7 separate regions of the Mus musculus genome follow, and regions 2, 3, 4, 5, 6 and 7 are each linked to region 1. A link is a loop called in an ENCODE intact Hi-C map of the cell type or tissue named here. Cell type or tissue: heart. All regions are shown on one strand. Region 1 has its middle 4.6 kb from the start of Ebf1. Region 2 has its middle 9.7 kb from the start of Gm22284. Region 3 overlaps Clint1 (clathrin interactor 1). Region 4 overlaps Gm39816 (a long non-coding RNA gene). Region 5 overlaps Ebf1 (early B cell factor 1). Region 6 overlaps Ebf1 (early B cell factor 1). Region 7 overlaps Gm39816 (a long non-coding RNA gene).

What was found. A loop is a pair of places that touch in the nucleus more often than their neighbours do. Peaks named below come from ENCODE experiments on the same cell type or tissue, not always from the same donor. Only the 100,000 strongest peaks of a DNase experiment are listed, where the experiment ranks them.
Region 2: a loop joins it to region 1, with 1.9 times the contacts of the local background. A loop is called at or near these places in 4 of 42 quality-filtered maps.
Region 3: a loop joins it to region 1, with 3 times the contacts of the local background. A loop is called at or near these places in 14 of 42 quality-filtered maps.
Region 4: it touches region 1 in a loop (3-fold over the local background); 10 of 42 quality-filtered maps call a loop at or near these places.
Region 5: it touches region 1 in a loop (2.2-fold over the local background); 6 of 42 quality-filtered maps call a loop at or near these places.
Region 6: it touches region 1 in a loop (4-fold over the local background); 6 of 42 quality-filtered maps call a loop at or near these places.
Region 7: a loop joins it to region 1, with 2.6 times the contacts of the local background. A loop is called at or near these places in 6 of 42 quality-filtered maps.

The regions. Positions count from the first base shown.
Region 1 is chr11:44,611,512-44,615,511 of GRCm38, forward strand. No RefSeq gene overlaps it. Among named protein-coding and RNA genes, the nearest start is that of Ebf1, 4.6 kb to the right of the region's middle. In heart, a CTCF peak has its summit at 2,257; DNase peaks (open chromatin) are centred at 220, 1,840 and 2,470; H3K4me3 peaks cover 2,272 bases; H3K27ac peaks cover 1,302 bases; H3K27me3 peaks cover 2,565 bases.
Region 2 is chr11:45,627,727-45,631,726 of GRCm38, forward strand. No RefSeq gene overlaps it. Among named protein-coding and RNA genes, the nearest start is that of Gm22284, 9.7 kb to the right of the region's middle. In heart, a CTCF peak has its summit at 1,732 (motif pointing left); no DNase peak of the experiment used is centred here.
Region 3 is chr11:45,882,314-45,886,313 of GRCm38, forward strand. Clint1 (clathrin interactor 1) reads left to right here. Exons shown (of 12, transcript NM_001045520.4): 2 at 1,397-1,501; 3 at 2,019-2,115. Among named protein-coding and RNA genes, the nearest start is that of Clint1, 32 kb to the left of the region's middle. In heart, a CTCF peak has its summit at 1,976 (motif pointing left); no DNase peak of the experiment used is centred here; H3K4me3 peaks cover 390 bases.
Region 4 is chr11:45,677,352-45,681,351 of GRCm38, forward strand. All of the region lies in intron 3 of Gm39816 (a long non-coding RNA gene), which reads right to left. Among named protein-coding and RNA genes, the nearest start is that of Gm35282, 24 kb to the right of the region's middle. In heart, a CTCF peak has its summit at 1,540 (motif pointing left); a DNase peak (open chromatin) is centred at 1,550; H3K27ac peaks cover 496 bases.
Region 5 is chr11:44,822,587-44,826,586 of GRCm38, forward strand. All of the region lies in intron 6 of Ebf1 (early B cell factor 1), which reads left to right. Among named protein-coding and RNA genes, the nearest start is that of Ebf1, 210 kb to the left of the region's middle. In heart, no CTCF peak of the experiment used is centred here; no DNase peak of the experiment used is centred here.
Region 6 is chr11:44,895,506-44,899,505 of GRCm38, forward strand. All of the region lies in intron 8 of Ebf1 (early B cell factor 1), which reads left to right. Among named protein-coding and RNA genes, the nearest start is that of Gm51859, 190 kb to the right of the region's middle. In heart, no CTCF peak of the experiment used is centred here; a DNase peak (open chromatin) is centred at 1,936; H3K27ac peaks cover 1,071 bases.
Region 7 is chr11:45,734,451-45,738,450 of GRCm38, forward strand. All of the region lies in intron 2 of Gm39816 (a long non-coding RNA gene), which reads right to left. Among named protein-coding and RNA genes, the nearest start is that of Gm39816, 16 kb to the right of the region's middle. In heart, a CTCF peak has its summit at 2,391 (motif pointing left); a DNase peak (open chromatin) is centred at 2,271; H3K27ac peaks cover 397 bases.

The sequences.
Region 1 (4,000 bases):
CTTTGATTCTTAGGATGTCTTTGCGGCAGTTAACACACACAAGTGCGGGCTCAGACTCGCGTGTACGATCTTGCTCGGTACCCAAGTTCTGTGCTTGCACACTGTACTCACATAAACTATGTCTTCACGTGACTCTCATGCACACTCGAGATAGAGGTGCACCTGTGCACCCCTTGGGCCCGCACTGAAGCACGCGCGCTCACACGGAGCCAAGAATGCACTGTTCAGACCCTCAAATAATGTAGCTGAGGCTCGCTGATTGAAAACCCGTGTCTGCATTCACACCACAGGCACTTTAAACAAAGCTACCAATAAGGACCAGGAAGCGCACAGCGCCACCGCGCAAATACCCAGAAAGCTGCCCCCAAAAAAGGAGCACACAGTTTTTCTCACTTGGGTATCCTGAACCCACCTCTCGAATGCGCTTTTCCTTTCTTAACTTTCCTTTAGGGAAACAGGCCCTTTTCTCTCTTAAATCTTTATAGCCCCCCCCCCCAACTCCCTGCTTTTTTTTTTCTTTCTTCCATCTCAGTTTGTTTTAAAACTTAAGCAGTGTTAACTTATAAACTGCTGGAGAGCTCCCTTCTAAAACCCTTGGATACCCCACCCCACCTCCTATGTGGAGAAAGCCAGCTTTAGTCTCCTAGGCAGATAAGCAAAATTCTCAAAGTGGGGTACCAGCTGAACTCCACCCCTGGGCGGCACCAGCCTAGAGTTCTTTTTCTGGAACACCACCAGCTATTTTCTCTCAACTCAGAATTACGTCGGGTTTTAGCTATCCGTGCTCAGACCAAGACTGAACCATGTCCCCCCAACCCACAATTAAAACACATGCTCAGCTGTTCTGATTTCTGGCCTGTAGTGGACATCGTGGACATCGGACATCATAGCAAAGTCCTGTACTTAAGGTCGTTTCATTAGGCAAGCTTAGACCTTAGCTGGGACTGGGAGAGGACGTGACACAGCTAGGGCTGGAGCTGGCACGTCCCTGGGGAGTCCTGTCTGGGAAGGAGAGGGGAAAGGCACCCACTTACATTACAGCGCAAACTTGTTTTCAAATAATCATATTCGTTAAGATTTTCCTGAAACTACACTCTCCTGACTTCTGTGTGGTTTGTCCTCACCGTGACAAGCGCCCTCTCTCTCTTTCACTCTGCTCCCCTTATCTCCCTCCCCCGCTATGTGTAACCAGGACTCAGTGCACCCAAGAATTCTAGTGGTGTTGAATAGCCCTTAGCTGCCTCTGCCGGGTGGAGGTTTGACTCCAAGGTTAAGAGCACTGGTCCCTGAGACAATGTCTTGGTAACTTTATTAGCGGTGTGGCAGGAACAAGATTTCATTCGCTTCCGCTTCTCTTAAAAACCCTCCGTTTCCTCACCTGTACAATGGGAGTGGACTGTAGTCGCGATTGAGTAATTTCATGTCCGGTAAACCTAGCAACAAATGGGATCTATTTATTGTCTGGGACGATCCCGGGGGAAACCCGAGAGAGGCCTCAGCTCGTTCTGAGAGGGGACAGTTTTGTGGAACCGCACCGCGCCTGGTCCTACCCACGTTGACTGCAGTCTCTGCGACAGAGCCTTAGAGATTGTTTAATCGTTCTCTACCTCCTGCGAGTGGCTGTCACCCTCTTCTTCAGTTTTCTAGTTGGTTCCAAGAAAAGGAGGGTTATCCCAGGGACAGAGACTGGATGAGCAAAGGAGGGACTTTTCCGGAGCGCCGCGAGGTCGCAAGCCCGGATCAGAGTCCGGATTTCCGGTGGCGTTCTGGCCTGCGGCTCCCACGCTCCCCACAGAGGTGGGTGAATGCCACCCGGGGACAGACCAGGGTTTAGTGGGCGCGTGGGTCCCAGTGTTCGGCAGTCCCAACACGCATCCGTGGTATCTTCCCATCGCCCTCGCCCTTGCCTGGCTGCACCCCGCTTTCCCAGGACTCCAGGTCGCTACAGACTCTACCGGGTTCCCTTGATAGTGGCCTGGCTTCGGCCTGTCCCAGTCACACATCTCAGACGTCTAGTGGCCCGCAACTCCCCAGAAGCTCTCAGAGGGCCTTTGAGCTTAGGCGCTTTGTCGCCCACTTCCAGTTCTACCCAGCACTGGATGAAGAGCCCGTTGTCCCACTGGGGTCGCAGCTACCTCTGGCAAGAAAGCTAAAAAAGGTGAGGGGGCAGTTCCCCGACTGTTGGGTGGGGGGTCCTCAAAAAGAGAAAAGTAGAACACGCTTCAGGACAAGTCCCAAGCCTGCCTCCTGGGGGCAGACAAGCAAAAGCCATCCCCTCTTTTCTTGGGACATTCCTTCTGATCCCAGTTCCACTCAATTCAGGGGGGTCTTTCTTTTTACTGAAAGGCAAGCAGGGGAGCATAATTTTACCTGAGCCCCTAGAAGTTATTGCATCATTTTATATGCCCCATGAAAGGGGGTCTGGGTCTACAGAAGTTCGAGATGGCCTGGGTGCCACTGGTTGGGCTTGAAGAGCACAGGGGGAGGGAATTCTTGGGCCCTAGCCTCAACTTCCTCCAGCACTGGGGGACCTGAGAAGCTGGGCAACCCCACTTGGTAGTGTGGACCCTCTGAGAACCTATCCATGACCACCACCCCATCTCTCCAGCCACAGCTGAAGAATCTGCCAGAAGTTCGACAGGAAAACATCATTCTAGAAGAAACATATTCCTTTACAGTGGCTCCTTCCCTGTCTCTTTGTTTGGGGAGAAGGCAAGAATTTTTAAATGTCTTTAAATATAGATTCCTAGGTACCAATGCCAGAGGCTCTGGTCCTGCAGCTGTGAAGGAGGCCCAGGTATCTGAATGTTCACACACACACACACACACACACACACACACACACACACACACACACACACAGAGAGAGAGAGAGTTCTCTCTCTCTCTCTCTCTCTCTCTCTCTCTCTCTCTCTCTCTCTCTCCCACTTCCTTTTGGCTTCCTTATACTTAAACATTTATTATTGGATGCAGAAGCCACGTTAAAAGGCAATTCACCCAGATGAAAATCTACAAATGCACTTTGCTTAATGAAAGTGAAATATGCCCACTATCCCAGGTGAGGTGTTGGCTGCCTGTCAAGCCAAAGGGAATTAGGGCTATCCAAAGATTCTTGCCTCCCTCTCTTTACCACCATCACTGCCTTCTCCTCCTCCTCCTCCTCCTCCTCCTCCTCCTCCTCCTCCTCCCCCCTCCTCCTCCTCCCCCCCTCCCCTTCCTCCTCCTCCTCCTCCTCCCCCCCTCCTCCTCCCCCCTCCTCCCCTTCCTCCTCCTCCTCCTCCTCCCCCCCTCCTCCTCCCCCCTCCTCCCCTTCCTCCTCCTCCTCCTCCTCCTCCTCCTCCTCCTCCTCCTCCTCCTCCTCCCCTTTCTCTCCTCCTCCTCCCCTTTCTCTCCTCCTCTTCTTCCTCCTCCTCTGGCTTATGGATATAAAAATTGCTTCCTTTTTAGTTAATTTCTGGAGAATTGGGCTGCTATAGCTGTCATTCTCTGTTCCAGTTTCTCTTTTCTGGATAGTGGGTTTCATGTGCTGACTGACACCAGGATCCTTTGTAGCCGACCTCCGACCTCCTCTGGAGGACTATGTTCTTTGTGACTCTTGTTAACCACAGGCCTCAATGTGACTGTGTTTCTCCTCATTCGGGCAATGATCCTTTCTTGACTGTGTGCATCACTGGAACATCTACCCCACTACATTCAACTTTTAATGTTTTGGCTTGATTACTGAAAAGTGGAGACTCAAGCAGTTAAGAAGAGTTAAGCCTAAGTCTTAAGCTAGGGCTTCCTGGGACCCATTGTAGAAGGGTGGCCAATGCTTCCTGATGCCCCTACCTTGAAGGGTCACCACTGAACTTAAGGAAGGGGCTTATTCTGTGTACTCCTGACGTTAAGAGGATCCTGGGTCTGGGACATCAGCACAGCTTGGAGCTTTGAAAAAGTTTAAAGAGGCCCAGCTTCAATTGTGCATTTAAAATCTATAGAGATGGAGAATGTTCTGGTGTCT
Region 2 (4,000 bases), 1.0 Mb after region 1:
GAGCAAATGAGACAGGAGTCAACCATTGTGTGGGGTGAAGGGTGGGACACGGCTTCTGTGTTCTCTCCACTTCTGCCTCAGTTTGATGTCTTTCAGAAGTTATTACCCTGAGAATAACAGTAGGGTCAGTTACCATTCGTGGGGAGGGAGGGGGGCCTAGCAAGTTTCTTCAAGAAGCAACTCAAGTAGCACAAATGGAAAAGCAAAGGAAGAGATACACACACCACTCCACAGGAGTAGCCTGACTGTGTGCTGCCATCCAGGAGGCAACAGGGACGACGTAGCCTGCAGGTCTGAGTGATGCTTTGGGGGGAGAAGGTCTGAATCACGGGGTGTTTCCAACTGGCTGAAGGGAGGGAAAGGAGGCTGTATGGACTTGTACTGAGCATCAGGGGGATATATGAAGGAAAACAAGACACAGCACTACACGGGAGGAAAACAAACATTCCAAACAGGAACGACGGAAGATAGGCAGCTAAACCGGACCAGGAAGTGGCCCCTGCCATGTCTACAGTAGTCTTTGTAAAATACAAACATGACCTTCCCTTGGGCTTCATAAATCCTATCTTCTCTTTTCATTGTGCTCTCAGTAAAGTCTCAAATCAAGATCTACAATGCTCTGTGTGTCTGGCACCTGCCCATTGAGCCTCCCCTCAGTCTGTCTGCACCTCATTCCCCCCCACACGCCTCTGTAAATGCAAAGGACATATGACTATTTCTGCAGCCCATGCTGTGGTGGTCAGCCCTACAGCCATGTGTATAGGTGAACACTGATTGGACTTAATACAGCCCAAGGATCTAAAAGAAGACATGAAGGTGTGGGGAGAAGAGAGACACCACGGAGGAGGTAGGGAGTGAGAGTGGGCGTGATCAAAATAAAATGCATTTGTGTGAAAATAAATCAATAATTCAACCTGCCCAAGGTAAATAGCGACCGTCCCTAGACTTCTGGCCTCTGAGAATTTTGATATGCCTTCTTGGGCCTATCTTTCAGTTTCAAAATTCTCTACAATGACTGTGTTTCCAGTGATAATTTTCTAAGGGACTTTGAAAGCTGCATGTGAGGAAAAGAATGAAGGAGCAAACTTATCAGTAAAGTCTTTACTAAAGACCATGAATGAGGACACAGAGCACCCACAATGGTATGATCCACTAGGAACAAGGGACAGCCAAGTCCCGACACAGACTTACGACATTTGTGTGGACCGAGGCAGACCTCAAGGAAAGGTCACTGTACTCTTCCAAAGAACGCTTGCAAGCAGAAGCCATGGTTTGGGAGTGGAGAAAGTCAATGTATCTCTGAGGCTTTTATTTGGTTTGGTTTCCTTTTAGCTTAGAGACACTAAACTATTTTGTTAAGTTCAGCTCAGTGCTGAGAAAAAGCCCCTTCTCTGCACGCACCATGTGTGGCTTTAGAGTTGTCATCTGGGGAGTGTTCTCTGTTCTCTGGGTTTGTTTTGGTTTTTTGTAGCACTGGCCGTTGAACCCAGGACCTTGTACAGGACAGCCAAATACTCTCCCACTGAGCTACATTCCCCACCCTGCTTGTAAAACACTTTAAATAAACTTTGGTCATTTTCCAACACATTAAATAATAACTCTTGGGAACTGGCAAGACAGTGGTTAAGAGAGCTTGTTGCTCTTTCAGAGGACCCAGGCTCAGTTTGAGCAGTCCACATAGCTCAAAACCATCCCTAACGCCAATTCCAGGAAGATCTGACTCCCTCTTCTGGCCATTGTAGGCATTACACATACAGAGCACACTGACACAGGCAAATAGGAAATAACTGATATAAGTCAAAAAATTTTTTTAATTAGAACTAATAGTTTTCCACAGATGGAAAATTAATAAAAAGGGTAGTTAGAAATGGTTCATCTACTATCAGTGAATAATTTTTAAATGATTTATACTTATCTTATATGCATTGATGTTTTACCTGAATGCATATCTGTGTGAGGATGTCAGATCCCACGGAACTGGAGTCATTATACAGTTGTGAGCCACCTTGTGGGTTCTGGCTATTGAGCCCAGGTCCTCTGAAAGAGCAGCCAAACCATTGCGTCGCCTTTCCAGCTCATCACCCTAAATCTTAGCTTCCTTCCCAGTCTGTTTTACAAGATGTTAGGGAGTTAGGAGCTTGCTAGACACACGTTTTTAAAGAGCATTTTCAAGCCACCTTGAGAGTTGGAAAAGTTATTTGATTCCACGGGAAGAGTGATCAAACCCAAGATCCTACAATCAGAAAAGGAAGCCAAGCCACTGGGGGCAAAGCATCATCCAACAGCCCCACAGATGGACAATGAGCCAAGTGAGAACTCAGAGGCCTAGACTCTCAACCAGTGCTCTCTCCATAGGCAACCGTCTTTCTGAGGCTGCCTCCTGGCCACAACAAGCAGGTTTGGTTTGGTTGGTTTTGTTTTACCAACCCTTTAGAACTTCCAGACTTCCTGAGTAAGTGTTCTGTAATTGTGGGTTTTAGCATTAGTATTCTTTGTAAAAAGAAATCTTTTAAAAAGAAAAGAAAAAAAAAGGAAAGGGAAAGGAAGGAAATGCCTGCTTTGATAACTATAAATGTGGTCCTGAGTAAAGTTCCCAGCATTCCAAGAGCCAGACATGCTCTTTACTATCATCTGTATTGCAGTCTACATGCTATGTACACCAGCGAAAGCTATATGTTTAAATTAACAGAATTAGCAGTAGACACTGGCTAGGGATAGTGTTCAACAGTTCAATGGCCATGGAAAGTGCTTCTGTGACAGGCTCAGGTGCCATCACCTGGCTCGAGAAAGTGGCCATGCCCACCTGTCCAAGTGCAGTGGGATGGGCTCCTTACCATGGCAACTGTGAAGCCTCCTCAGAGGAGCGCTCCCCTTCCCTGGAGCCCTGCAGCTGTTTTAGGGTGTACTTTGGATCCTCTGGGCCTTGGACCTAAATCCTAGGAACTGGTCTCCCCTAACCCCATCCCACCTTCTCTCTGTGCCATCATGAGGTCAGCGAAAGCTATAAACGTGTACAATTAGCTCCAAGGAGCAGCCTTGAGTGCAGGAGAGGGATTTGCAAGTCCTCCGAGGGCCATGAACCCCATTTGGAGGGTAGAGGATGTGCCTTGGATTTTTGCTGTGTTTTTCCTTTTAATTGGGCTTATTATGCTACAACCCAGCCTTTGAGTCACCTAATAGACACAGCCTAAAAATGGTGTGATTGAACTGCCATCTTCTGCAGGGTGAGCAAATTTATTTTATTAAGTAAATTAGCCGAGCTCCTAGGGAGACAGAGCCAGCACCTCAGAGGAACATGGTTCCAAGCTCATAAACAGGACCTCCAAATGAGCTGTGTCCCATGCCCCCTTCCTCTCCATGACGTCATTATACCCTAAGGCCCACTGCCCACTGAATGGAGACAGGAGTTCAGATGAGAGAAACTAACTAATGGAGATTGCAAGTGTCAGCACAGGTCAGTCTGTCCTAGTGCACACACAAGTGTCAGCACAAGTCAGTCTGTCACAGTGCACACACAAGTGTCAGCACAGGTCAGTCTGTCACAGTGCACACACAAGTGTCAGTACAGGTCAATCTGTCACAATGAACACAAGTGTCAGCACAGGTCAGTCTGTCACAGTGCACACACAAGTGTCAGTACAGGTCAATCTGTCACAATGAACACAAGTGTCAGCACAGGTCAGTCTGTCACAGTGCACACACAAGTGTCAGCACAGGTCAGTCTGTCACAGTGCACACACAAGTGTCAGCACAAGTCAGTCTGTCACAGTGCACACACAAGTGTCAGCACAAGTCAGTCTGTCACAGTGCACACACAAGTGTCAGCACAGGTCAGTCTGTCACAGTGCACACACAAGTGTCAGCACAGGTCAGTCTGTCACAGTGCACACACAAGTGTCAGCACAGGTCAGTCTGTCACAGTGCACACACAAGTGTCAGCATAGGTCAATCTGTCACAATGAACACAAGTGTCAGCACAGGTCAGTCTGTCACAGTGCAC
Region 3 (4,000 bases), 1.3 Mb after region 1:
ATTAAAAGTCTTCAAGAGCCCCAAAAGTTGTGGGTTCCTAAGGAAATAACTTTTAGTTATATTATCGCATTAGTTGTGCAGTTGGAGGGGGTGTCCCTGGCATTCAGGGGACACTTTTCTTGGTAGAGTCCTGTTGTGGGTGTCGGTGTAGGAGCTGCACTGTTTGTTCTGTGACCTGACCAACTGTCTATATGTGACTGTCTCAGTGCTGATGTGGATCTGTTTGTCAGTGACTTAACTAAGCTAAACTCCTTGAAGGAACGAATGGCAGCAGACAAGGTCTAAAAGCGCTGAGCCTTGATCCTTCCGTATTTAGAAAACAACTTTTGATGACTTTTAAAAAGCCACATAGCAAAAGAAGGGAGGATATATGAGTAGTAGCTATCTAAATCTGATTTTATTCACTCATTTATTAGTTTTGATTTTGTGTTGCTGTGTTCATCTGTTAGAACACACATTCAGTAGTAATGGGAACTATATACATCAGATGAACTCACATTTTTATGGCTTTTCTTCCTTCAGATCCCATACACATGGCTGTTTAAAAAAAAAAAATCAAGTGTTTTGCTGTCTTGTGTCTTACCCTTTGAAAGCGTTCTTTCTTGCTATAGGATGGCTCTCAGTTATTAACTGAGCATCACCTGTCTGTCAGGCAGGAGAGCAGCACCAGTTTCTATGCTGTCTTTTGAGGTGTACAGAGCCTCTTCCCAGTCTACAGTTGAAACCAAGGTTAAAACAAAACTGCTTCATGAAATGGGGTTGGAATCAGGTTTTCTGTCTCCCATGTTCTTGTCAAAAAACTAGAAGTCTCAAGGAAAAGTTAAATATCATTTCCCAGTAAAATATTATGTAGCCAGTGAAGGTGTGAGGTTTACAATAACTAATAATTAAGTTTTTGTTAGAGAAAAACACTGATACAGAAGGAAATGTTGGTAATAGTTTTAAACAGTTGTAGAATATTCTCTTTGTGTTATGTCTTTTTTAAATGTCACACAGAATTGTCCACTGTAATTTAGTGTAAGAGAACAGAATTCCTATAAACACAAACCCGACCTCTTGTAAAGCACGGGCAGAGAGAAGGTGAACATCCTGGCTCTGTGATAGACTTGAGCGTGTCCGTTTGTCTTTGAGATCAGACCATGTCTCCTGGACTTGGGCCAGGGCTGATGACATTCCTCTGCATTCTTGAAAGCTAAATTCTTAAGATAACTTAAGTGTGTAATGTCGTGTCTTTGGAGTAGCCTGTGAGCAGAGCTGCCCCCCACTCCATAGATGTGGCTCATTAAGACATACGTTAGTATCATTTAGTTTTCATGTGTTGCTCAGTTTTGATGCTAATCTTTATGTATCTATATGTGTGTGTGTGCACATGCACATGTGCATTTTCCCTCTGCAGCACCAATGTGGTTATGAATTACTCAGAGATTGAGTCTAAGGTTCGAGAAGCAACGAATGATGATCCCTGGGGACCTTCTGGGCAGCTCATGGGAGAGATTGCCAAGTAAGTGGTAATTTGACTCAACAGTACAGAAAGAATCAAAGTGTCTTTACACAGAAAGTGAAGTTTGCTTTCAGTTTTAACCTGTTTAACTATCAGCCATATGTTCTGCATAATCCATTTTGATTAGTGTGGAGAGTTTTATATAGGTTCCATTCCCATTAAAAATTAGCTTTTAATGATGCGTCAGCCAAGACTTAATAGCTTTCCTTGCAAATTTTGAAGAACACGTATAAAATATTTGAAGTAAAAAAAAATCACACACTTTTTTCTTGGTGACAATGTGGGGCACTGAGGCCATGAAGAAAAAGCTTGCAGGATGGCACCGTGATTCCTCATGATGTGCTGTGTGTTGTGAAGAATAAGAGGAAGTGTGTTTTAGGAGGAGTGTCATTAAAATTTGATTTCGGCTTATTTTTTTTCTAAGCTGTTTGGGTAGTCCAAAGAACCTAGAGCAAGGCTGCCATCTATTGTCAGATTTATGCTACTACAGATGCTTAAGGAAACTCCTCTCTTTCAGGGCTACCTTTATGTATGAGCAGTTCCCAGAACTCATGAACATGCTTTGGTCCCGGATGCTAAAAGACAACAAAAAGAACTGGAGAAGAGTTTATAAGGTATGGTGGAAGCCTACAAGAGCGAGTGTTGACATGACTGTAGTCCACTAAGTTTCTAGACTTTTCCGAGACACACACTGTTTTCCAGTCATAAACAGCCCTTCATAGTACAGAGTGTGTTCAGACTTATGTTCTTCTAAATATTGAAGATTTTTATTGTTTCTTAAATTTTTTCCTACTAAATCTGTTGAGGTGTTTTGAGTATTTAATCTCTACTCATATGCAAGTTTGCTACTTGACTGTTTAAAATTAAAAACCAGTCTCATGTTTGTCACCTCTGTAAACAGCTTTGTTTAATTTGTGGTTGGGTGATAGCACCATTCCGCTCAGCGAAGTCTATAAGCTGGGACTGGCACTGAGAGTGAGGTGTGCAGACTTCTGGCTTCACCTGTGTGTGGACTTTTCCTCGGATTCATCTCATTTTGATTCTGTATTTCTAAAGCAAGGTGATGGTCTTCCTAGTTAATCATGTTTTCCTGCTTCTCAAAACATGCTGTACGCCAAAAGGATTCACTCTCACACGTAGCAGACCACAGCAGTGTTCACATTTGCAACGTGACATTTTGACTCTCAGAATTAAAAACCTGTTTTAACTAGAATTTTGTTGTTACTGTTACTGTTGTTGAGTGTCTGAGTGTAATGTGCCACTGTATGTGTGTTTGGAAGTATAGGGAGGCCAGAGCTTTGCTCCTGTGTCTTCCTCAGGCATTCCATTTTATGAGCAGAGTCTCACTGAACTCAGAGCTTTCTGATCCAGCTAGCTTGCTTGGGATCCCTGTCTCCTCAGAGTAGAATTACAGGTGGCAGCCAGGCCTGCCCAGCTTTTTATGTGGGTGATGGGGATCCAAGCTTCTATACCAGTGTTTGCATGGTAAGTACTTTATCCACTAAGCCGTCTCTTCAGCCCTCCCCCCTGTTCTAATTTGGTGAGGGTGCTGGGGAGAACAAAGTCTCTCTTTGTAGCCCTGGCTAGCCCAACTAAGTATATAGACTATGTCTTAAACTACTAGAAATCTGTCTGCCTCTGTCCCCCAACTATTAGGATTAAAGGCATGTGGCACCATGTCCAGCAAATTTTGTGATTTTTATGATGTTTGTTTCCTAAAATATTCTCTGAGATTTCTATAAATTGTATAATTTTTCTAAAATGGGGGCTTTTAAAGATTATTGTACTTTTTCAAAAGATTAGGAAATCTGAGTAAAATGGCTACAGGGCAACACTCTCAACATTTAGGTGGCTGAGGCTGGAGGATTACCGTGAGCTAGAGGCCATCCAGAGAGGCATGATGAAACCCTGTTTCGAAACCAACCCCCCCAGATTACTTACTATTAAGTGTGAGTTTGTGCCCTCAGGGTCACCACCCTGCACAGACCTGAAATCATAGTGAAATGAAGTTTTAGGTGAAAAAGCAGAGGAGTGTTTCCTGCTGCGTCACCAGCTTGTGAAGAGCCCTGCTGCCTAATGCCAGCCCGGCCATCATTGCTAGGTGCCTCTGACTCAGCATCTAGCATGCCCACTTAGTTAGCATCCCTTGGCTTAACAATTTTGCAAAGTTTTCCTTCTGTTGAAATCTTTTGAAACCTCATTAGCATCAGAATTGGGTTTTCTCACAGGACACTGCTACAGGGTCCTACAGGGTCTTGTAAAGACAAAAGGATCCTCCCATGTCCCTAGTACTTAGGGGAGTGGCTCCAGAAGGCCAACAGCGAGAGCCAGGCCACTCCTGGAAATCCCATGATTTGTTTGACTAGTGTTAGACTTCAGAATTACTAGTTACTTTAAATCTTAAAGTAGCCATTGCCTAGGTAGTTTGTAATTATTTTCTGTACTAGGAACGTGAGGATGAAGTTCGGACTGTCTTTCGGTCAAACAGAAAGGAGAGGG
Region 4 (4,000 bases), 1.1 Mb after region 1:
TGTTTTCCTAGCTTGGGTTCTATTGTTGTGCTAAGCACCATGACCACAAGCAATCAGCAAAGGGTTTATTTCTGCTTATGGATCCCAGGCCGTAGTCCACTGAAGACAGCCATGGCAAGAACTCAAGAGAGGAATGTAAAGACAGCAACTGAAGCAAAAGCCACGGAAGAACATTGCCTACTTGCTTGCTCTCCACAACTTGCTAGACCTGCTTTCTTATACAGCCCAGGACCATGAGTCCAGGGGTGTCGTCAGCCACAATGAGCTGGGCCCTCTCATGCCAATCAGGAATCAAGAAAATGTTCTATAGAGACTTGCCGTAGTCAATCTAATAAGACCTTTTTGTGTCTAGTTAACAACAACAACAAAAGCCAACCAGGATATCAATGAGGCCCAACAACAACTGTCTCTGAAATCTGCTTTCTGGGCTGGAGAGACGGATCATCATTTAAAGGGCATGACTCGCAAAAGGTCCCAGATCAGCTCTCAGCACCCAGGTCAGGTGACTCACAAGCACCTGCAACTGCAGCACCTAGGGACCTGAGATCACTAGCCTCTTCAGGAATCTGTACTCACATGTAGTGCGCACGAGCACACATACACACACAATTTAATTAAAAATAAAATATTATTTTTAAATCTACCTTCTAGCAACACACACACACACACACACACACACACACACACCAAAACTAGGACAATGAGCCCAAAACCAATGTAAGATTACTTCCAAGAAAACCAACTGTTCCCCGGTTGCACATTGGCTGTGGATGTTGCTGTTTCTCTCCCCTTTACTCTCTATTCAGGAAGCTATTTCAGGTGACACCATTATCATCTATGGAATTCAATAAAGCGACCTGCTCCCCCCTCCTGCCCCACCTTTACTTTCTACAATCCATCTTACAGCGGGAGACCATTATCCACTCAAACAACGTTCAGTTTCATCTGCATTACCACTTCAAGAAAACGCGCAAAGGACTCACACAAATGGGCGTGTAGTAAATTTAGTCTGTTAATAGGTTCATTCTTTATTAGGTATTTATTTCGGGAGGCGAAGTCCTAATTAGATCAAGTGGAAGCACTAAAAAGCTGTGGGAACCCACAGAGATTCTAGAATTCGATGGATTTGGTGTAGGTCTCGGGTTTTCTTTTTATTTTCTTTCTTCAGTTGGCTGGAGAAATGCACGCAGCAATTTCAGGCCCTCAGATGAGAGTTGGAAGTGAAAAAAACAAAAAAACAAAAAAACAACAAAAAAAAATACGTAAGGACCATTTGTGTGAAGAAATAGCATTTGTCTTTCTTCTAAAGTTATCGTGGGCCTGGAATCCAGGGGAAAGTAGCTCCGGAGCCAAGGGTGAGCGCAATTTACTGCGGCAGAGGAATCTAACAAAGGCGGTGGTCTAGATGTTTGGCCTGAAGGCACAATTCAATTTTCAGCTGTTGCAAAGCTATTATGTCAAAGGCTGTTTGCATAAACATAATGTTGTTGCCTGGGTAATATCAGCCAGGCAGGAGTGGAAACATCTGCCCTCTACTGCCCAAAGTAGGAATAGCAGCCTGACTCCCTCACCACCTCAAATTGCTGATATATATTAAGTATATAGACACATAGCCCCGAAATGGCGGACCATCGCCGGAACTTTCTGAAATTTTTCCCCTGCTGGCTTTCAAACCGGAAATGGTTATTTGGTTTTGTTTCAGTGGACTGAGGATGTGAGGAGCTGGATGACGATGTGGGAATCTGTAAGAAAGCCATTTCCTTTCTGAGAGTTTGTAAAAACAATCCCCTCACGCTCTCATCTGCCCACCCACACATACACATATGTGTTTTTTTATCATCACATTGATATTTAATATGTTTCTACTGTAGGAAGGAAAAATAGGCAGTGACTCACAGAGGGGAAAAAAATCAATACATTTCAGTCAGAATAGGCTAGAAATATCACCATTTAAAAAGAAGTTTAATGTTTATGAGAGCCAGAGTGGAACAGGATGTCTTCTCAGTTTCACACAGAAATGTCCGTGTTTCCTCGGGCTTCGCCTCTCTTTGTCCTCTTCTGGGGGTGAGGATTGGGGGGCGGGAACCTTGGCTAAGTGGCGCAGTCAACATTTTACACTCTTAGAGAAGAGTGTGTAATGCTTGGATGTTCGTCCCAAACACAGATGGGGCTTGGTGAGACATGACAAGGCCACTCTGGTCAAGGGTTTTCAGATGGGATGCTGCTGGAGGAGTGGGGCCCCAGACCAAGAGGAAGGGCAAGGGCAAGCAGGAGGAAGAGGTGTTGAGAGAACACTCGTGTGAAGCCAGCACGTCACATCGGTCCAGAAACAGGTGTGGAGGAGAGCACACAGCCAGTGACATTAATCCCAATTGCCAAGAGCCAATCCCCAGGTGGACCCTAACTTCTTTATCCTGAGGTGTGTCTAAAGGCTTTATCCCCAAATGTCCAAAGTTGGCTCACTATTGGACACAAGTTATACCCTGGTATCTAGTAAGGTCATTGCATAAAAACTGAACAGCTGGGGCTAGGGAAGTAGAGTCAGTCAGTAAAGTACTTACCGTGCAAACATGAAGACCTGAGGTCAGATCTCCAGAACCCATATGAAAACCTGGGTACAGCAGCCCATACCTGTAACCCAAGCAGTGCACTCAGTGAGATTCAGGTTCAAGGTAAGAACCTGTCCCAAAAATAAGGTGGAGAACAATTGAAGAAAACATGCACACACATGCACAAATACACACAGAGAGAGAGACAGACACATTACAAATAGAATATTATGTTTACCCTGTAAATAGAAGTAGAATATACATTCTGCCTGGAGTGTGCAGGCAGAATTTACAACATAATGGATTCATGGGTCAGTGAAAGAGATCATTGTCCATCAGATAAGGCAGTCCAGCTAACTCAAAAACAGATTCCTTTCAAATGTTAGGGGCTGGAGAGGTTCACATTAGGCAGAGGTCATATACTTTTTATGTTTTACAAGCAGAGGAAGAGTTAAGCGTCACTCAACAATGTATGACTTGCCAGTGATGGCTTGGATCCTTAGCAGATAACACGTTTACGTTCCGTGACAAAGCAAGTTTGGGTTCAAATCTTAGAAGTTCTAGTGGCCACCTGTGTGACACTGTGACTTCATCTTGCTGTGCTTGGACGTCTACCCTGTGGGGTCACTTGAGAGGATTAGGCAAGAAAACCCAGTATATCTGAGGCACTTTAAACAGTGCCTGGAGTTGAGTGAATGACCTATAAGTGCTGAATGAAATCCACATTGAGTACCCACAATACAAAGAAGAGGCTCAGGTGGCTCCATGTGTACCATCCATCGCAGCTTGAAGATGAATCATGCACCTATCTCCTTCTAGGTGTTTGAGACCAGAACGTTTCTCAGAGGCTCTAGTCTAGCAAAGCGTAAGCTAAATCTGTACATCTGCTGGCGTTTATTAGCAAAGCCTTGGTATTAGGATTCTGCAGAACTCCACTGTGTGGGAAAAGATAAATAGATTGCAGAAGGCAAAGGCTTCTCTGGTTTCTTCCCACATTCCCAGTGGTTTGGCTCACCCACCCACACAGGAACAGAAATCCAGGGCTTTGGTGACCTCACGTCTTCTCAGTTAGTATATTAAAGGATGGAAAGGAAGGATGGAATGGTAATTAGGGAGATGACATTTGGAGTCAGGAAAAATTGGACTTAAATTCCGCCTCCACCCTTTCCTTACATATGATACTGGCTGAGAAGGTTAGACTTTCTAGCCTTCTTTTTTTTATTATTGATAAATGGACTATATGATATTGTTTTCCTACCATCTCCTATGTTGGAAGAATAAAATAAGATAATAAAAATGTTCATAATGTAATAGAACTACAAGGACTGAAGATGGAATTCAGTGGTACAGTATTTGTGTATCATATGCAAGGCCTTGTGTCCAATGCCCAAAACCAATAAATACACAAATAGATAAATAAATCCTAGTGCTTACTGAGTGCAGACTGTGTA
Region 5 (4,000 bases), 210 kb after region 1:
ACACACCACACAAACATACATACACACACACACACACACAAACATACACACACACAAAGAGAGAGACAGATATCTATCTATCTATCTATCTATCTATCTATCTATCTATCTATCTATCTATCTATATATATATCTAGAGAGATGAGTTCTGGGCCTGTGATAGCCCTGACTGGTAGGGCTTGAGTTCACTTTCAATCTGAAAGAAGTAATGGGGAGCTGTTAGGGAGAGCTACTTTCAGGGAATTGAAGATGAGGGGGAACATGTGTGTCCCATGCCAATACAAAAGGATAGGGGCTTTTCTACCATAGGGCAATGGGCTTCTATCCAGCCTGTTCCTCCTGGAAGTGAATGCTCAGAAGCCTCCACACCTGGGTTTCGAACCTTAGATGCCAGCAAAATACAGATGTGATATTTTCAAACCAATAACATACAGTGATGCACATAGGAGAGAGACACGGAATTGACAAGAATGTAATACCCCACATGAGAACATGATGGTATTCAAATAGAGACCAAAGAAATAGCACTCAATAGCAAGTACACATAAAAGGGAAGCTCTGGTGTCCCCTGGTTTTAGAATACGTGCGGGTGCTTTAGTGTCAGAGAAACTAAGGCAGCCATCTGGATCATGGACGGACTTCCTGAATAATAGGAAGTCTGTCTCGTGTGTCCAAGAGTTAAGGTGTTTTGTTTTCTACTGCTCTTGGCAGGGGCACGAGAACAAGAATGGGACTTTGAAGGACCAAAATAAGAGAGATGCTAGCTGAGGACACAGTGCAAGAGTGTTTATATTGAGCTGGGAAGTTGTGGCATGAAGACTTGGCTAAAGGCGGGTAAAATGGCTACCCTCGGAGCTTATTAAGCTTTATTTTAAAATGTTAAGCAGAAAACCTACACCCCAAGGAGGGACCCATCTCCAGCTAACGGGGAGAAGAGAGGCTCTCGGATGCAGGCTGTACAACTCTTATGCATTTGACACCGGACTTAACAGCAGCAGAAGGAGAAGGGATGGAAAACCAAGGGCCCAGACAAAATGAAAAGTATAAGTAGATGTACTGAATAAATGGAGGACATTACGGTAATGCAGAGCTCAGATCTCAGCTCCATTTGTAACAGTGAAGGAGAGATGATGGAGGAGCATGAGATAAAGTTACAGCAGTTTGGATAGCAAAAGAAAGATAGAGTGGAAAATGAACAGCCCTGTAAAGAGGTTGCACAGTCTGGCTCTGTGAGAGTGGAGAGTGGCTGTGTGTTAACTGCCAGGGAAAGGGATTTTTTTTAAATGAGTTAGGGAATGTAGATCATCTTTGACTTTCCTTGTAAGAAATCATAGTTATTGAATGAAGATATCGTGGCAGAATTTCATAAGTGAGATATTTCAAAATATTTTAAGGCTTGGGACCGTGGCTCGGTGCACAGCACTTGCCTAGAGTGTGTGAGACTTTGGTTTGTATCCTTAATCAATTAATAAACATTTAGATGGGAAAAAAACAATCTTGCTTGCTTCTTTGTGAATGCCCTTTGACACCTTTGGCTTTGCACATATACCTTTGCTTAATTCACTGTAGGGTTTAGGGAGAGAGGACAGGATTATAAACAGTGATGGGAGGGGACCAGAGAGGTGGGAATGGGGACTCTGGGGTTCCTGATTTTGCTCATTCTATCTTTTTACAAGTTTCTCTAAAGTGCTCTGAGTCTTATTGGCAAAATGGAGGATCCGGAAAAACAGTTGCTAAGGTCTTTCTTCTGAGAATTCTCAGTCACACAGCTTCACGAATGACCGAAAAGCCAAGGCTGAAGTCCTCCTCTCTCTCGGTTCAGCATCCCAATTCCCTTAGAACCTTTTCTTCTGAAGCTTCCTGTTCATGTCTGATACCTAGTGACATCCGTATTTCTTTCTTTTTTCTTAATGTCTCAGTGTACAAAGTTAGGTGCTAGAGAAACTTGTAGGACTTGTGAAGATTGGTTTTTAAAATGTTAGCCTCCGTGAGACATGGCGATACAGCTCCTCAGTGAAGACCCTGTTTTCCTTTTATAAAGGAACTAGTTTTCATTTCCAGCGAGCACCCTGAGTGGATCACCACTGCTTGTAACTGCAACTCCACCTGATCTGATCTTCTGGCCCTCACATATCCAAAGCTACATACAGACACATTGAAAAAGAACGCAAATAGATCTTAGGGAGAAAAAATCTAACCCCAAGCAAGACAATGTGTGAATATCTTCATGAAAGGCCCAGTTAAAATCCATTCTTAGAAGAATTTTAGAGGATCCTCCTTTTTTTCCCCCCTAGGCACACTCCTGTTGAATGCTTCTGGTCTCCAGAAGTATCAAGTGTTGCAGTTGACATTTCAGAATGCTGGTGGTGTTTGAGGTTATGGGAAGCAGGATTAGTTTGGGTGACAGGAGGAATAGGGTTTCTCAGTGGGGTACATATTTGAAAAGACCCTAGTGCTGTCAGAGGAAATGTGGTGACAAGAAACGTGGGTGAGATGGAGAGGAAGGAGCTGAGAAGTATCTAGTGTACCTGAGCAGAGACAGAGGGGCAAGCTCTTGCCATGTTAGTTGGAAGGATGCTACATTTATCACAAGCAATAAGAGGAAACTCTAGTAGAGAGGGAGGAGCAGAGCCACGGTTGGAGATGGGAGTGGGTCCTCCTGTGGTAGTGGAGGCCTGAGGAGGACTTCGTTACAGGAGGGGTGAAGGAGGATTGGCAGGAGCCCACAAGAGGAACGTCGTATAGAGACATATTTCAGATCCTCTTGGGTATTTATATTCCAACTGCAGACTTTTCTATTGAAAATATATCAGAAACAGCTCTCCAGTCTTTAATATAATTTGCCAATTTTACTAGGGCCCGGTGGAAGTATATGTTTTACATTGAAGAGGTATAGTTTTAGGAAATATTTTCTTGCCAACTCGCTGAACAAATATCAGCCTATCGAGTGTGAATGCTTGCTACAGCTCTGTAGATTTATTACTGAGATGACTATACGTCGGGCTCACATTCTGGCCTCTTAGGAATGCACCAGACTTTCTCTGAGAACAATCTGGCCCAGTTACATTTTATTACCCATCATACACACTGGCCATGGTCAATACTATGATATATTTTTTTAAATTTTAGCTTACATATCGAACCTACATTCTACGCACACACACACACACACACACACACACACACACACAGAGAGAGAGAGAGAGAGAGAGAGAGAGAGAGAGAGAGAGAGAGAGAAAATAAGTGCATTTTAAGAGCCTCCTTAATTTCCTCACCAGCTGCGAATAATGGAAAAAGAACTTAGCCACAGTACCTGCCAATACGCGTTGCTTTTTGCAGCTGTCTTTTGTGATCAAATAAATAATTTGTAAGATATGGATGGCAAAAAGATGTGACTTCTGCAGAGCCCTCACCTGCCAGCACTCCTCCATGTGGTCTGATCTGCAGACAGAAGCAGAGGAAACAACCTTTCTTCTGTTTCCCCTGGAAACAGAGAGCCAGGCTGCAAGGTTAATCATTGGAATTTTGCAATTGTGATGGAGGCAAAATAGAAATCAGGCCTCACCTGGGCTGCTGGAAATTTGTCTTCAAACTTTTTAGAGCCCAATCTTATCTTCTTGTCTGAAGCCGGGACAGGAAATGCTTTCAATGTATTGTTTCAAATCCAGATTTCCCACAGAAGCGAATCCTTCTAGGTGATATATAAAAAAAGCTGTAGCAATCACTTTTAGGATGCTAAGTTGGAGGGAAAATAAATAGAGGTGTGTAAATGGCGTCTCCACGTGCAGAGCAATTCGCTGGGAAGACTTGTAGAGTCTGGCAGGAGTGAATCTATCCATTGACCAAATGCTTTTCTTAAAATTATTCTGGAAACTCTGATAGGACAACAATCTAAGGTGATGCATATTAAAATAGGTAATAATCACTTTTGATAAACAGGATACTCCAGAGTGGAGCTTTTAGCACAAAGTTTATTAGTTCTAGTCTGGGGACAGTGCAG
Region 6 (4,000 bases), 280 kb after region 1:
TGCTGCTGCCCAAGTGACTAAACCAGCAGTGTCCTTTGAGGAGCTATCATGTGCAGCAAATCTATAAACTCAGACCTCAAATTTTAGAATTGGCATTGTCCTAGGTGTTTTGGATTCAGTTCTTTGGCATAACTCAATCCTTATCGGGGACAAAAATGTCAGTGAAATTATAAAATATCTTCAAGGTATTGTGTCAGGTTAATCTATTTGTTAATAATGTTTTATATTTTTCTTCATATATAAAAAAGTCTCTAATGAAGATCACTAAAATACACAACATTCGGGTCTCAAACAAAAGTGGAGGGACACTGCTTTGTGCTGTGTAAATTCCTCAGAGTGCTGGTATCATTTATAATAGATGTGCAAATTCAGGGTGTGTTTAGTGGCCCTTGTAACTTGTAACACTAGAGATGTTTCTATGCCTGGAAGCTTGGCAGCATTTTCAATGTTACTGTGTTTAAATTGGCGCCTGTGATGTTATGCAAGGGTGCCATTTTTCTGAACTTGGAAACAGAAGAAGGAAATGGAGAGATTTTACTATAGTTCATATGTGGGTCTGTGTCTTAGGGGAGAAATAACTTTACTTGGAAAGGGAATAGTAACACTCTGTGAAGGTAATAAGCATCCACCCTCTACACTGGGGACAAGGAATTACACAACTGGTATTTTATGGAACTTTGGCTGTATTTATAGGATCAAAGTGACCATTTTAGCCAAACAGGACAGATATTTCAGATAAGCAACAAAACTAAAGGGGGGCTGGGCTTCATCAATCAAAGCAGACTTTGAAAATCTCAAGTTTGAATGTCTCAGAGCTGCAACTTCCTCATTTGTAGAGTAGAATAATCTATGTGAGCTTGCTCACCACTCAAAGTTAATATCAATGGTGAAGCCCTGCAAGCACTAACCAGTGTTCAAATCATCAGGCATTAAATGCCAAGTACCATCAGCATCCATTACTGTGCCAATGGGTGCAGTTCCTGTCTGCATGAGATGTGTTGTCTGGTTAGCCTGATTTTCTGCACACATGTACACACACACATGTGCGCGCTCGCGCACACACACACACACACACACACAAAACTGTGCATAGGAGTATGTCTACATACAGACATTAAGGTTAAGCTCAAGAAGAGCAAAGGGAAGGGCAGAGAGTGACTCAATGACAAAGACAGAAGAGTCTGAGACTGGACTGAGTTTTCTAGACTATGCTAGAAACCACCAGCCTCATGCAGTAGCTGCATCTTTTCAGAAAGGAACTGTGTGGAAGCAAGCAGAAACTTTCCTGAGGAAGAAATACCAGGAACATTTCACCTGCATTTGCATTTGTGCATGCCCCCATCTTGGGAGGAATCGCTTTCTTCTTCATCATTCTTATTCCCATCTCACATTTATTCCCCCTCTTACTCTGAACATCAATTAGCTCATTTAAATTCACCGCAGCCCTCGTGAAGTGGGCTTTTAAAAATAATTATTATCCCCAATTAAAGTGGCAGAAGCTTGGAGTTAGGAAAAGGGATTTGCACCCAGAGGTAAAGAGCGAAACTGGCCAAGGAGCTGTGAGGGTCCCTCTATCCACAGGCAGTGTTGCATCTGAGCCCAGAGCTACCTCTAGGGTAGGATAGGGGAAGTCAGCCATACTCAAAACGGCGAAAACTGCCATCCATTCATTTAGCTTTGGGGAGTAACTGGACTTTGAACACAATTATCGTGTTGTAGAAATGAATTGGAAAAGACAAATATCTTGGCTTTTCTTCTCACGGTTCTGGCAGGATAGTTCAGATCCTGAACAGTCCTGCAGGAAGTTTAATCAGTACCACAGAAGGCTTACATAGAGATGGAATTCCCACTCCTCGTCATGTGCAGATAAGTTTGATGATCCACATTTCTGTCCTTGTGACGTCACAGATCATCACCACGGAAACATCTGTGCTGTAACAAATGCTGGCTTGCAGCACCACTGGCCATGTTAGGGAAGAGAGGAAACTGGCTCAGCATGATAAGGCTCCCAGTCATGAAAGTTCACTCCAACTCTCCTTTGCCGTGGCAGCTGTACTGTGGAGAGAAATACAAACAGCGAGTTATTTGCAAAAGCGAAAACCATGGCCCATCAGTTATTGTTAAAAGTTGGGCAAGGTTGAAATGCAGCTCAAGTACAAAACACGGGTTCCTTCAAAAGTCACTATCTATGCTCTCTTGCATAATGACAGTGGAAATCCTTCAGGGCACTTCTGCCCAACTGCTTGTACAAAAGCTGTATGCATACAGCAGGAGACACGCTCAGGAGCTCAGCCAGGCTCTCGGAGCAGATGTGAAACACCAGAGTGGCCATGGTAGGCTTTCCAGACTTGTTTGATGAGCCAGTCAGTGGCAGCATGAGTCCCCGCAGAAATGAACTGCTCAGAATTAAGTGCTGACTTGGGGAGGAGTCATATGCTGTGTGCACTGGTGGGTTATGGGTGGGAATCTAGCCTTTAGTCCTATGTTGGCTTGGGCTATGGTTTGCATAATATTTTGAATTAGCAAGAGGGTGACATGGTAGATTAAAGGGGTCGTAGATAAGGGTCACAGATAGAAACAGATTAAAATGACATGTGCATTTGCAAATGCCCCAGTGAGTTTTCATTGCTTCTTATACTAACTTTAGTTAGAATTTGGTTAGAATTCTGTTGCTGACAAAAATAAGATTATATAGAAAAATACAGATGCAAATTCTTTTTATAAACTAAACAGCTGGTAGTGCAAGGCCCATATACTCCAAGGGCAGCAGTTATATATACTTCAATAGTATTCTTTTTCCTGTTGAAGTAACTCCCTGCCTACTCCTGTGAAGACTTGCTTTGTAGTCCTTTTGGCAGGATTTGAAGGTATCACTCCTAACAGATCTCCTGGAATATGTAGGGTACCTCATGACTGGCAATTATGGCTAACAGTTCTAGGCTTGGTTATATAAACATGGTCCCAAGATCTGTGCTATCCAATAGAAGATGAAGTTCTACCAGTGTACTGTCCATTAGCTCTTTCTTCTGGTAATATAAATAATATGAGTAAGTAAAGAAAATTTCATAGTAATTAAACATTGAATAAGTTGTTTGTGGATAGTGGCTCCTGCAGCTGGACTCAACAGGTTAAATAATGGGATTGAATTACAGTTCACTAGCCCCATTGATGATAAAATATGAGGGCTAAACTCTGAGCCTATGCATGAGTAGATTGTGTGTGTGTGTGTGTGTGTGTGTGTGTGTGTGTGTTTATGGCTATGGCAGTGGTGGTGGGGGGGGGGAGATTCACAGCTTAGCACCATCTACTTCCAGAATGGGAACCACCCCTCATCACCTGGCTAAAATGTTTGTAAGTTGAAGGGATCGGAGAGTGTTTCTACCCACACATTCTAGCAACATACTAAAATCTGGATAGGAAGTTCCATTGTTCTCTGCCATCTAAGCTGTTCAGTGAAGGCACCTACTTAGACCCAAAAGCTATGCCAATATCTGGAAAGGCTAACTTATTTGATGGTCTGCCGTGTGCACCCACCATGTGGTGTGGAGTTACTGTGAAAGGGTGGATGGGATGTCCACAGATGGGTGCAAGAGTGGATGGGATGTCCACAGATGGGTGCAAGAGTGGATGGGATGTCCAGAGATGGGTGCTAGAGTAGATGGGATATCCACAGATGGGTGCTAGATTACTATGGGGCCCTTCCTTCCTCCATAGCAGTTATTGTCTCTCACAGTTCTCTTCACAAACATACATAGAAACACATCTACTGATCATATGTCTGTAAAAACTGATGAGAAAGGCTCTAAAATATCCTTCACTCAGGTGACATAGCCATATATTCATCTCAGGTGTAGCTGGGAAGTTTCTCATGTCCCTCTTCTCTAGGTTCCTTGTCATTGAGGGCAGAGGTGGTGACACTAGATGCACCCCAGGCATTGCCTCTTGGTGGGCCTCTGGATGCTACCCTGAATGCTCCCATAATCCAACCTGTCCAGTTGAA
Region 7 (4,000 bases), 1.1 Mb after region 1:
TTCCTGATAGAATGCTTAAGCAATTTTCTGTGAACTTTAACAGGATTAAGGTTTGCTCTGGGAAGCCAATTACCCACATGTCCAATTACCCACACACACAATTGCCAACTGTCAGTCAAGGTTCTACTGACCCTTAGCCAGACTTTCCGTTCTACATCTGACAATGATCATCTATCCACACTCTCCCTACCCCATAAAATGTCCCTGCCAAGTGTGAATCCGGGGAAGGGGCCACCCAGGTCATTTTGCTTATACTCTTAATTCTGATACGACTTTGGTACGTGCTTCCAAAGTTTTCTGCCGTCTTTTGGAATGCCTGGAACCCACAGCACAATCAGAAATAAATTCATTTCTCTTGGTGTCATTGAGATTTTTTTTTTATCTATTGCCTCAGCTAAATAAATCTACCATGCTAGATTCACACTTTAGAAACGTGCTTGAATTTGCTAACTGCTCACTAGGTGCTGAAGCCTACACTAAACACTTCCCATATATTAGCTGACAGACAACACTTCCCCACAGTGAAGATCCCATAACTAGGGCTGGTTACCCAAGCAGGAAGTGGCTCCACTTATGAGAGAGGTCATAGCAGCAATGACAATACCAGCCAGCATTTCCAGGATGCTCACAGTATGCCAAGCACCAGAACGAAACTCTTTAAACATTATTATTTGTAACCTCACAAAGATGCTCTTAAAAAAAAAAAGTTTAACCACTAGCGGTAAATTAATCTCTGGTAGGTTAATACACTCCATTTAGAAAAGACAAGAAAACCAAACGCTTTCCTAAGACAAATTTCTAATAATAAAGCTCAACCCAGTTCTCTTGCTTAGGGACAGAGAGAGAACATGAAGCTACTCTTAAAGGGGACATGATTTCCCAGGGGCACATTAGCACCATTGGATCAGAACTGGTGGGAGGATTTTTTTATACACACTTTCTAAGGAGAAATATTCTTAAAGACTGAGAAATACACGCATGCATACATGCATACACACACACATGCACACAGATGCACACACACACACGCACGCGCACACACGCTGGTTAGAGCCCTCTCAGGGATCCTTCAGGAGACAAAGCTTTGAATGTTCACTTCAAGATGCAATGCCCCTGCTCTTTGAACAAAGAAATCATCTCATATTGCCTCTGAAGACTTGGCTTGGTTTAAACTAACCTCAAATTATAGACATAGGAGGGAGAATTAGATTTTGATTTAAGGAACAGAACAGGCTGAATCGGAATGTTTTTGTAATCTTTCTCAAAGGGGATTAGAAGGTCTGGTGTATGCCTATTGGACCTCAGTGCGGCTGGATAGGTATTTTTGCTGGTTTTGTCTTGTTTTGTTTTGACTTGATTTATAGTCTAGGCTGACCTGGAACTTACTATATATCTCAAGTTGACCACAAACTCCCCCCTGAATATTAGAATTGCAATCTAGAATTACAGGGGTGCACTGCCATTCCTGACTTCCTCTGGTTTTCATGGGGGGCGGGAAAGGGGGGGGAGTTGGTAGGATTGGTTCCGTCTCATGGAACTTCGGAGTCAGGGGACATAGAAGAGGTCTCACATGAGACATCTGTATGACTGCAGATTGTTAAGTAAGTGAGTCGACACTGGAGAATTCTAAGGGCAGGAAATTTAGGACACCTGGAGCCTCTGAGTTCCTTGCTACCAGAAGGAAGAATCAATCCTTTGACACTGCAGTGTTGTCTGAGGTCATACCTCTATTTGCAGAGCGCTCCTCCAAAGGTTGCTGACAGAGTAACTGTGGAGTGATTAAGGACAGTCACTCTAAAGACATGCAGGGTTTCATGTTACCCTTCACTAAAATATAAGCCTTGAAAATGTGGCTTTGAACACACTCAGATATTTTTCTCTTCCCTATGGCAAATGTAATGAGACTATCTAATATAGGACTTGTTGAATGACTGAATTTATGTCTTGTACCTAATATTGGCATCATATCTGTGTTTGCCAACACCATTTAGTAGTTCTATTTAGCCAGAGCATCTTCAGTCATATCACACTATAGGCAGGATAGACAACAATCCTTGGGAGGCCCTGACACTGTCTTCTTGGAAGAATGCTCTCTATAAAAGGAAGGTCAAAACCCTGTGTGTGAGTGCACAGATCTGAGAATGGCCTTCCAGCAGACTCCTGGGTAGGCTTATACCCCAGGATGTAGCAGAGCCCAGGGACACAGAGACACGCTCAGATCTGCAGTCTTGGCACCCAGAGCTCTGAACATCCCTGACCTATGGTCCCTAGAGGACCACCCTGACTTTTGCAGAGATAGAAACAGCCTCTCTCTGGCACAGACTCCCAGATATAGGAGCCTCATTGGGCTAAGTCAGAATACAGCTTCAACAGCGACACCCTCTGGCAGCTAGAAGAAAAAGGCAGAATTCACAAATAACTCTCAGGTCAGAATTCTCAAGAGAAAGGTGTTTTCAGTCCCGATAGGTGAAGACCAGATTGGGTAAATGTTGGGAAACTAAATCTATTGATCTGCCTATTTCACAAATAATTATTCAAGATTTATCATGTGAAAGCCACCATTCAAAATACATAGGAAATCGCAGCAAGCCAGCTATCCAAAAATGTGTGACTATGATTCTATTGTTTGGTTATAGAGGAGCTCATCGAAGCCACTAGACAAAATTAAATTGTAATGTCAAGTTCTCTTTCATGTTCTTATCTCAGCATGCAACTTAACCCTGACCCTGACATGGGGAAACTCACACATGAGGTTGGCTATCCTCTGCCAAAAACTGGTCTCTTTGGTCTAACGAGTGACTGTAATTCTCCCAAGGAGAATACTCACCAGGGTTCAGACTGTACAAATGCAGTAGTCCCTACTGGCATGCAAATGGCCTTGTACACAGGACACACCATGTTACTGTCACTCACCAACATCTCTGTGTAACAGAAACAGTGAAGGAAAAAAATCTAAAGAGAGAAAAATCTAAGGGGTGGCCTTCAGAAAGATTGTGGTGAAATAATGTGGCATAGCATGGGGGAGAAAGCATGACAGTGTGGAGACCAAGAGGCATAGTGGGAGGACCAAGAGGCATAGTAGGAAGTGCAAGCGTCCTGCCAAGACATTAAAGAAAAGTGTAGAGAGACACAAAACCAGTTTTTCTTTTTTCAGAGTCACTGAAAGGAGAGACTAGAAGACTGTATGGTGATCAATAATGATTCAAATGACATCTCCCATTAAGACTACATGATTTAGGGGCTGGAAAGATGGCTCAATGGTTAGGAACACTGGCTGCTCTTCCAGAAGACCCAGAACTCAAACAGCCACTCACAACTGTCTGTAAAACTCCAGTTCCAGGGGATCCAACAGCCTCTTCTGGCTTCCACAATCAATGTAAATACAAGATAAACAGGTTTACATGCAGGCAAGATGCTCAGACCCATAGAAACAAAATTATTTTCTTTTTAGAAAAATGACTATGCACTTTAAAAATCCTTATTTTTACAAACACCTGAACCCATAAAAATGGGGATTCACTTTTTTTTTTCAGTAGGCAAAGTGGTTAACAAAATGGAGACAGTCTTTATTCAGCAGAGGAAGCTAACAGCTCTCAGTGAGGTTCTAATGAGTGAAAACTACAAGAAGCTTGGTAGGGTTCTGTTTCTTTCTGCAACAGTGTCTAACCTCTAACTCACAATCCTCCTGCCTCAGCCTCCCTTCACCATGTGCTAACTCCAAAGCTCTGGTTGTAAAAATACCTCTGAGAGGTACAGGAAAATGATCCAGAGATAATCCCAAGGTTTGGTCTAGCCAGCTGGGGTGTGAAAAACACATACAGTGTGGCCTAGATAACAGAGTTGCAAGATCTGTCTGAAGTAAGGGAGGGCGCAGCTGGCAGAGGACAGAGTGGGATGGGAGGTCTGTTAGCTGCCTCCTATGTGGTGTGTGCTATAAATCACGTCTAGTATCTCGTGAATTCAGTGTGTGTGTGTGTGTGTGTGTGTGTGTGTGTGTGTG